Linked DNA regions of Homo sapiens: region 2 is linked to region 1. Evidence: chromatin contacts called from ENCODE Hi-C or POLR2A ChIA-PET data. All regions are on one chromosome and are shown on one strand. Each heading gives the region's core, a stretch centred on a gene start or an enhancer-like site at or near the end of the contact. The rest is flanking DNA. Distances are from core to core; before and after follow the strand shown.

What was found. Hi-C counts contacts between places; a loop is a spot of excess contacts on that map. ChIA-PET counts read pairs that join two places held with the same protein, here RNA polymerase II (POLR2A). Pooled maps may share reads with other maps.
Region 2: a loop to region 1 is called in a pooled map, with 2.2 times the contacts of the local background. The contact joins two enhancer-like sites. A Hi-C loop is called at or near these places in 1 of 50 pooled maps. POLR2A ChIA-PET finds 5 or more read pairs at or near these places in 5 of 52 experiments (AG04449, GM12878, HepG2 and 2 more).

What each region holds. Positions count from the first base shown.
Region 1 is chr22:29,243,278-29,247,915 of GRCh38, forward strand. It overlaps EMID1 (EMI domain containing 1), which reads left to right. Exons shown (of 15, transcript NM_133455.4): 13 at 168-212. Among named protein-coding and RNA genes, the nearest start is that of RHBDD3, 22 kb to the right of the region's middle. Within about 2 kb of position 2,399, at least 2 of the 41 ENCODE cell types and tissues checked have a DNase peak (open chromatin) inside an H3K27ac peak, as active enhancers do.
Region 2 is chr22:29,357,806-29,362,443 of GRCh38, forward strand. It overlaps AP1B1 (adaptor related protein complex 1 subunit beta 1), which reads right to left. Exons shown (of 23, transcript NM_001127.4): 4 at 2,019-2,154; 5 at 921-1,166. Among named protein-coding and RNA genes, the nearest start is that of SNORD125, 27 kb to the left of the region's middle. Within about 2 kb of position 1,851, at least 3 of the 41 ENCODE cell types and tissues checked have a DNase peak (open chromatin) inside an H3K27ac peak, as active enhancers do.

The DNA of each region.
Region 1 (4,638 bases), core at 1,149-3,648:
TTCCGTTGCCTTCAATCAGTTGGTTTTTGCTTTGTATCCAATACAAGCTACTTTCTGTTTCTCTAAGTTTCTCTCCCTTTCCCCGCTCTTTTTCCTCCCTCTTTTTTTCCCGTCCCTTTCTGTCTCCTTGCCTTCCTCACTGCTGCTATCTCTGTCTCTCCTTGCAGGGGGAACCTGGCCCTAAGGGAGACCCTGGTGAGAAGAGCCACTGGGTAAGCTCTGGCCTGGCACTGGCCTCTCCCTGCCTTCTCAGCCCTACATGCTCAAGAGAGTATTCCCTCCCCAGGAGGCCCTGGGAGTGGGAGCATCCCATCCACATCCCCACTACAGCCTGGTCTCCCAGGCAGGAGCCTTGGCAATTATCAGCCCCAACTCCTTCCCCCATCTTGTTGCTCCCAACCGGGCAGGGCCAGCCCTATCAGCAGACCCCATGCCTTCTGTCTCAGTCTCTGTCCCTGTCTCCACCTTCCCTCTGTGGCCTTTCCAGGCCAGGGTGGCTCTGCCTTTTCCTCCTGGGTGGTTTGGGCTGACCCAGGCCAGACTGCATCCCCTGCCTCCATAGCCCCCTCCCAGCCAAGGCTTAGCTTGCTCCCTTGTCTGCAGAACAAAGGGAAGAATGAAGACAATATCTACACAGGAGAATGGGATAGAGGACCTAGGAAAGGGGCCTAGAAATGATGAGGTACATAGGAGCCACGTGGTAAAAAGGACAGGGAACTAGATACCACCATACACATCGGAAATTCATGAAGCCTGTGAAGAGACGCCTCGAAACTGCTATGTACACGTTTGATGTGGTTAATGAGGCCAGGTGACCTAGACTCCTCTATACTTAAAGGACCTATAGTTTACACAAGGTCCTAGACACCATCACATACATAGGAGACCCATGATGGATGAGAAGGGAAGCCTAGAAACTCTCACATATACAGGAGACAGAGTAAATGAGAAGGGGACAAGAAGGGGGAACTAGAAACCACACACCGCAAAATCTCATGATTAATGTGGGGTCCTAGAAACCTTCACAATCGTCCGGGATGCCGTGGCTCCTACCTGTAATCCCAGCACTCTTGGAGGCCGAGGCGGGTAGATAACTTGAGGTCAGGAGTTTGAGACCAGCCTGGCCAACATGGCAAAACCCCCATCTCTAAAATACAAAAAAATACAAAAATACAAAATTAGCCTTAAAGGTTTGGGCTAAAAATACAAAAATTAGCTGGACATGGTGGTACGCACCTGTAGTCCTAGCTATTCAGGAGGCTGAGGCAGGGGAATCGCTTGAACCCAGGAGGCAGAGGTTGCAGTGAGCAGAGATCGCGCCACTGCACTCCAGCCTGGGCGACGGAACGAGACTCTGTCTCAAAAAAAAAAAAAGAAAAGAAAAGAAAATAGAAACCTTCACAATCATTGAAAATCATTGCAGGGGAGGGATTTTCGGGTTAGGACCTAGAAATCTACTCACCCAAGAGACGTGGGGGAAAGACGAGGACCCTAAAACATACCATACCCAAAAGCCCCACGACACAGGGATCTGGAAACCATCACTGACAGGGGAGACATCTGGAAAATGGACAGAGTGGAGGCAGACACTCCTTCAGGAGAGAGAGACAACTAGGAAGCTCTTTTTGGCGGTGGGGGGGATTGTGACTCCCCCTCCACATGCAGTCTGGCTGGGACACCCTACTTCCTGGCAGTCACAAGTTAGTGAGGATGTGGGTGGCACCCAGTGCCTGCCTTGCCCTCTTAGTTCTTGATTGTGGGGTCAGTGATGGATACAGCCGTGGGAGCCCCCTACCCTGCACGAGTCTTCCCCTGTGTCTGCCCATGACTTCTGGTGCCCTGCTACCTCTCCAGTTAGCCTCTCCTGGCCCCTGCTGTCCTGAATCTCCTCCTACCCCATACCCATCCTCCGTAGCTCCAGAGTCTCTTAATACTGCCAGTATGGACATGAGCTGAGCTGGGATCAGATAGACCCATGCAAGCCTGGCTCTCTGCCTCCCCTAGGCTAATTACTGGCCTCTCCCAGAGGCCCTTGGTCTGGGAACACATTTACCACCCAGTCCAGGAGGGGTGGGAGAGATTGGGCAGTCCTGTCCCTTCATGAGAATCCCCGGCAGGATGCCCTGGCCACCCTAGACCAGTCCTTGAACCCAGAACCACCTGTGGGCTCCCCGCAAGAGGTAGCAGGGCCCCTGCCCACCCACCTTCCTGCCCCTCTTCTACCTGCACTTCTGCCCCTGCTTGCTGCTTGCCTGGGAGGGGACCCACTGGGCTGGGGGCTGCATGAAGCTTTGGGGGCTGGGGGAACAGCTCTGTTGGGGACAGGTGGGAATGAGGTTCAGTGCTGGCAAGGTCCCCGAGGGCTCCTATGTACACTTCACCAACCAACTCCCTTAGTGCAGCTTGCAGATGCGTTCTGGCTGTGGCCCAGCAGTGACACCTGGTGGTCATGATAGTGCACTGCAGGAACTGGAGTGACTGTGCTGGGCCTGCCCACCTGGATCAAAGCTCTCACCCCTTATTCAGACAGGGAAACTGAGGCCCGACTCGGCAGAGAGAATCCTTGGCAGAGCGGGAACTGGAGCCCTGACTTTTAAGTTCCTAGGGCCAGAGAACCAGCTACCATTCCCCAAGCATCTCCTCCATAGGCACCAGACCTGGAGCTGGGCACTGTTTACACAGATGCAATTCAGACACAGTCCCCACCCTCAGGGTGGTCACAGTGAGGTGAGGGAAAAAAGACCTATAATCAGCAGCTACAGGACTGTCAACTTTATAAACACTTTACACTTTAGCATCCTCCCGGAGGAGCCAGGTGAAGCCTGAAAGGTGCATTAACCAGGCACGGAGTGTCCAGGCAGAGGCGAGGGTACAACAGGTGCAAAGGCCCTGTGGCAAGAGGGAGCCTCGGATATTTGAGGAGCTGCAAATACTTGGAGTGGCACTGTGACAGGTAGAGAGTGGAACAGAGGCCAAAGAGGCCTTCAGGGTGTAGGAGGCCACGTTCAGGAATTTGGACTTTGTTCTAGGGCAGTGGGGAGGCATTGAAGGCTCTAGAAGCAGCAGAGTGATGCGGTCAGGTTTTTTTTATTTGCAAAGAATCCCTCTGATTGCCATGGCGAATGGATGGGAGAAGCAGAAAGACAGTAGGTCGGGGGCTGTCGTGGTCATCCTGGTGAGAGACTGAGCCGGGCAGTGGGTGGGAGCCAGTGAGGACAGACAGCCGTCGATGGAGCAAAAAGACACTTGTGTGCTGGTCTGGCTGCAAAAGGGAGTGAGGAGTCAAGGGAGACTTAAAATAGCAAAAGAGAACCAGGAGAAGCAAGCAGGCTGAGTTTTGTCTGTGGACCAACGGGAGGAGTCTGTGTTACAGCCAAGTAGGGTTGTCCAGCAGGCCCAGACACTTAGATCCGGAGTGCAGAGGGCAGGCCAGGCTGAAGGAGACTGGGTTGTCATCAGTGCAAACATCAGGCCACCTGGTCTGAGGGAGTTCCAAACAGTGGATTTTAAAAACACTTTTCCCCATATTTTTCTTTTTAATTTTATGTTTTAAAAAATACAGACAAGAACTCACAATGTGTCCCAGGCTGGTCTCAAATTCCTGGCCTCAAGTGATCCTCCTACCTCAGCCTCCCAAGGTGTTGGGATTACAAGTGTGAGCCACTGCACCTGGCCTCCCCAATATTTTTGTTTATTTTTATTTTGTTTTTTTCCTTTTTTATTGAGACAGAGTCTCTATCGCCCAGGCTGGAGTGCAACAGCTCAATCACAGCTCACTGCAACCTCTGCCTCCTGGGTTCAAGCAATTCTCGTGCCTCAGCCACCTAAGTAGCTGGGACTCTGTAGCCATGCCTGGCTAATTTTTGTATTTTTAGTAGAGATGGGTTTGCGCCATGTTGGCCAGGCTGGTCTTGAACTCCAGGCCTCACGTGATCCACCCGCCTCAGCCTCCCAAAGTGCTAGGATTACAGGTGTGAACCACTGCACCCAGCTATTTTGCATTTTGATATACAGAAAAGTTGGTACAATGAATGTCATTCTGCCCTTCCTGTAGATGGACCAATTATTGGTACAGCCATGTGTCACTTAATGATGGGGATATGTCCTGGAAAATATGCCATTAGGTGATTTTGTTGTGGCATGAGCATCATACAGTGTACATACACAAACCTAGATGGGATAGCCTACAACACACCTCAGCTGTATGGTGTAGCCAATTGCTCCCAGGCTACAAACCTAAACAGCACGTTACTACGCTAAATATTGCAGGCAACTGCAACACAGTCGTAAGTATTTGTGTATCTAAACATAGAAAAGGTACAGCAAAAATACACCATAAAAGATTTTTGGAGCTTTTTTGTTTGTTTGTTTAGGACAAAATCTTGCTCTGTCGCCCAGGGTGGAGTGCAGTGGTGTGATTTCGGCTCACTGCAACCTCCATCTCCAGGTTCAAGCGATTCTCTTGCCTCAGCCTCCTGGGTAGCTGGGATTACAAGCATGAGCCACCACGCCCAGCTAATTTTTTGTATTTTTAGTAGAGACGGGGTTTCACCATGTTGGCCAGGCTGGTCTCAAACTCCTGACCTCAAGTGATCCGCCCACCTCAGCCTCCCAAAGTGCTGGAATTACAGGCGTGAG
Region 2 (4,638 bases), core at 601-3,100, 110 kb after region 1:
GCCTCCTGAGTAGCTGGGATTACAGGCACATGCCACCACACCCGGCTAATTTTTGTATTTTGAGTAGAGATGGGGTTTCACCATGTTGGCCAGGATGGTCTCAATCTCCTGACCTCGTAATCCACCCACCTCAGCCTCCCAAAGTGCTGGGATTACAGGCGTGAGCCACTGCACCCGGCCCAGGCAGCTGTTTTTAAGGGTGTTCTGCATTGTTTCCAACTTTTCTCTGTGAACCATCCAGTGCTCCAGTACCCATCCCTGTACTGGCCGCTCAGTACTGTGTATGGCAGTTGCTCAGTGTTTCTGCTCAGAGTGGGGAATGGCTGGGTTTGTGCATTCATTTTAAACAGGCCCTGCCAAACTGCCCTCCAAACTGCTGCCACCATTGTGGGTAAGGGGACTGTGGGGTTCCACATCCAGCTACATCCTGATGTCCTGTCTTCCAGGCTATGCTACTTCAAGGGTGACCCTCTACAACCCAACAAAGATGGGGGAAGGGAAAAGCACCACACATGCAGCATATTGGCTTGGTGAGAAGACAGCAACAATAACAGTGACTAGAAGGGGAAGGAGGGCACTAGTATTGATGGTGCACCGTTACCAGGCCATCCCAGGCACGTCACCTTCACAGCACTCCTGCCAGCCACGTAGAATGAGATCCATCTCACTGATGAAGAAAAGAGAGCCTAGGCAGCTTGCCCCAGGTTGCGCAGCTAGTCAGAGGGTGAGGAGAAGGGAATCTAGGTCTAGCTCCCTCCAGAGAGGGTGCCTGAACCACCAAAAGGCACAAGAACAACTGGCACCCCCAGCCAGGCTCCGACTTCTAGGTACTCAGGACTGCCTGGTGAAGAGTCAAGCCAATGTCTTCCCAAGCAACCCAGGAGGTGGTGGAGGTAGCACGGTGGGTGGCAGTGGCTTACCATGGGGTTAGAGTCGGAGATGAGGTCTTTAAGGGTGTCCAGGAAGCCCTGGTCCTCCACCAGCTGGGCGTTGATGTCGTGGAGCTTGGCCACGCACACAGCTGCTGTCTTGCGCACATATGGATCCTCGTCCTTCAGGCACTTCCGGAGTGGCTCGCACAGGTACTCTGTGATCTTGTCAACGCGGATGCAGCCCATGGTCCGCACTGCCAGGGCTCGGATGAGGGGGTTGGGGTCCTCACAGTCCTGGGGGGAACCAGCCATCGGCCAGGGCAGGGGTGGGATGAGCCATCTGTGGCTTCATATTCTCCCTGGCCTGCAGCTCTGAGCCCTGCTAGGCTGAGCGACATCAGATGGCTGCTGTGGATCTTCACCAACTACAGCCAACAACAGCAAAAGTAAATGCTATATAACCAGCACCCATGCCAGCTCTGCACACCATCTCCTCTGATCCTCACAGTAGAAATACAATACGGGTCCCATTTTATAGATGATGAAACTGAGGCTCTCAGAAAGGCTAGGAGCTCATCTGAAGCCACAGAGCAGAGCCGTGATTCAAACCCACATCCACCTAGCATCACAGCCCTCGGTCTTTCCACTGGGCCACAGAAGCCTCATTTCCCCATATCCGAGCACGGACAGGACTCAGGGGAGCTAAGGTTCTAAAGGTATACAAATTCAGAGGTACTGAACATTAGGAGAAAATAAAATTAAAATATAGGTGCACAGAGCTGACAATTTAATCTGAAGGACAGAAAATGGAGAAAGCAGCAGTCTGTAAGGGCAACAGAGAAGCTCTCGGGCACCTGCTGATTCCTGCCCTAGCAAAGCATGCAGGGCAGGGTCCAATCAGGGCAGTGAGGGGATCAACAGGCCTGGCAGGACCTCACACAGGATGAGTTACGCAGGGTCCTTAGCATCTGATTTTCTGGAGAGTGGGAGCCCTCTGCTGGAGGAAGAGGCCTGCAGGCTGGGCGGGCGCGGGCAGTCTGAAGGTCTGGACTCCATCCAGTGCCACAGGGCCCCGCCCCAAAGAGACTGAGGGGAGACAGAGCCTTAAGCACCCAATGTCCCCACGCCCACCAAGCGTCTGCTCACCTTCACAAAGGTGTTGACGGCCATAATGGCCATGTCAGGCTGACTCTTGGCGTAATTCATCAAGTAGAGGTATACTAGCTTCTTCAGCTCCAGGTTGTCCGTCTGCATGCAGTTGACCACATCGGGGAAGAGGGCACTGGAAGGTCAAAATGGTGTCAGCATGGGAAAGGCTGAACAAAGGAAGAGGAAGATTTTCAGGCTGCTAACTAGTGGGTGAGAGGACAGTGGGTAGGAGAGAAAGGAGAGACACACTGGACTTCCTGGTAAAAGGGAGGGTTTCAGGTCTGCTGTTAACAATCAACACCTATTGATAGAAAGGGAATCCCAAAGGGTAATTTTAAAAGCAGGAAAGTCCTTGATTCTTTTCATATAGTTCAAACATGAGTTCTGGAGCCCATCAAACCCACCACTGCCTCTTGCTAGCTATATGACATTGGAGAAATTCCTTTGTCACCTGCCCCCTCGCCCTGAGTCTCAATTTTCTAACTTCCAAGAAAGACGCAACAGAAACTCACTTCACAGGGCCTTTATGATAACTGAATGAGACAACATACTTAGGTATCTGGTCCTTGATATCTGGGAGATGCTGAGTAAATGAAAATGATCCTTTCTCCCTCTCTGATACTTAATGTGGCCCCTTACATTGGGCTGCTGGTTCTGGAGGGTCGCAGGGAAGCAGGATGGCTCATGCTGCTTTCTCCACAAGCTCTGGCACCCGGTAAGAACCAGCACAGCATGCATGGAGCACACACCATACACCAGGCTTGGTGCTAAGAGCTTTACATGCTTGATCTCATTTAACTGCCCTCAGAAGTCAGGGGATGATCCCCATTTCAGAGAACACTGAGGTTCATAAATGTCAAATAACCTGCCTGGAGGAATCAGGTCTGAGAACAAGGTCCGTGCTCATGACCACTGGGTGGAACCCTTCTCAACATGGTACCCGTGGTCCCAGAGTCACAGGCCTTCTTAAGATGTGAAATTTGGTTAGAGATCAATTTTCTATCTCTGAAATCATCATATCCCCTCTCAATTCTTATGTGTTTATAGGAAAGGACGTGTCAACATAGAGACTTAGGAGGTCAAAGTGAACTTCCTGATCCCCAACAGGCAGGAGTCCTGCCAAAGCCAAAATTTATGTGTCACCTTGGAAGATGATGCACCAGGAAGAATGGGGAGGAGGGAGGAGGAAAAACTGCTGATGAGGCCGACTCGCTCTTTGGGGCTTATCATATCAGCAAAGCCAGCTCTTTTGAGATGGAAGAACAAAGATGTTTCTCCTCTGTGAGGAGGTGACAGTGGTGTGCTGGGTGAAGGAGAGCAGCTTTGTCCTGGAAGGAATCTGACTTGGAAGGAGGCCCAGTTGTCCAGCAGGTACCTGTTTCCTTTCTGCTCTGGCTTCCAAAGGGCTCTCTGCAGAGCCCCTTCCCGGAGCTGCTGGCAGGAGGTCCTTTGCTTGGGGGGCGATCCATGGGGACGTCTGGAGCAGTGGGAGCCTATCTTGGGACCTGGATGGGAGCTGCTCCACCTCAGCACCCGGGTTATGAGGCACAGGGCTGGGCACCACGAGGGCATGGGTGAAAGTGGCCTGGATTTGGATTTCAGAAGAACTGGGCTTGAGTCCTAGTTCTGCCATAAACCATGTGACTCTTAGGCAGTCACTTTATGTTTTTATTTCTTTGGCAGTAAAACTGTCATTACCTACAATATGGGAATTGTAAGGAACTACTGAGAAAACAAATCTCAAAATGTTCTGTGCAGACTCTCAAATACTGTGCAAATATCAAGCTGTTTTAAAATCCAGTCTCTGCCTTTGAGATTTTACAATCTGGTGAGCAGGTAAACACAAGTACACATAACAAGAGAACAGTTTCCATTTAGTGCTGGGTGATGGGAACAGACAGCAAATGCTTTGAGTTTGAGGTAGTGGGCTGGGGTGATCAGGGAAGGAAACACAGGGAAGGCAGACCTTGAATGTTTTTTTTTTTTGAGATGGAGTCTTGCTCTGTTGCCCAGGCTGGAGTGCAGTGGCGTGATCTTGGCTCACTGCAGCCTCTGCCTCCCAGGTTCCAGCAATTCTCTGCCTCAGCCTCCCAAGTAGCTGGGATTACAGGTGCCCACCACCACGCTTGGCTAATTTTTGTATTTTTAGTAGAGACGGGGTTTCACCATGTTGGCCAGGCTGGTCTTGAACTCCTGACCTCGTGATCCACCCGCCTCGGCCTCCCAAAGTGCTAGGATTACAGGTGTGAGCCACCACATCCGGCCTCGAATGGGTTTTTAAAGATGGGAAGACAAGCTGGGTCACTGGGCGCTCCCACAGGGGAAGCATGAGCCAAGGTGCGGCAGCCGCTCTACACACAACCGGCTTTAGCCATCAGGTGCGACAGAGGCTGCACACCGGTGACAAATTAGAGAAATCCAATCTGCACGTGTGTTTTACTTGCACCACACAGTGTTTGTTTAATATCATCTGGCCACTTAAGACAGGGAGATTTAAAATGAAAAATCCAGATTTCCCATTCTTCTTTTTTTTTTTTTGAGACTGAGTCTCGCTCTGTCACCTGGGCTGGACTGCAGTGGCACAATCTCAGCTGAATGCACCCTGTGTCTCCCAGGT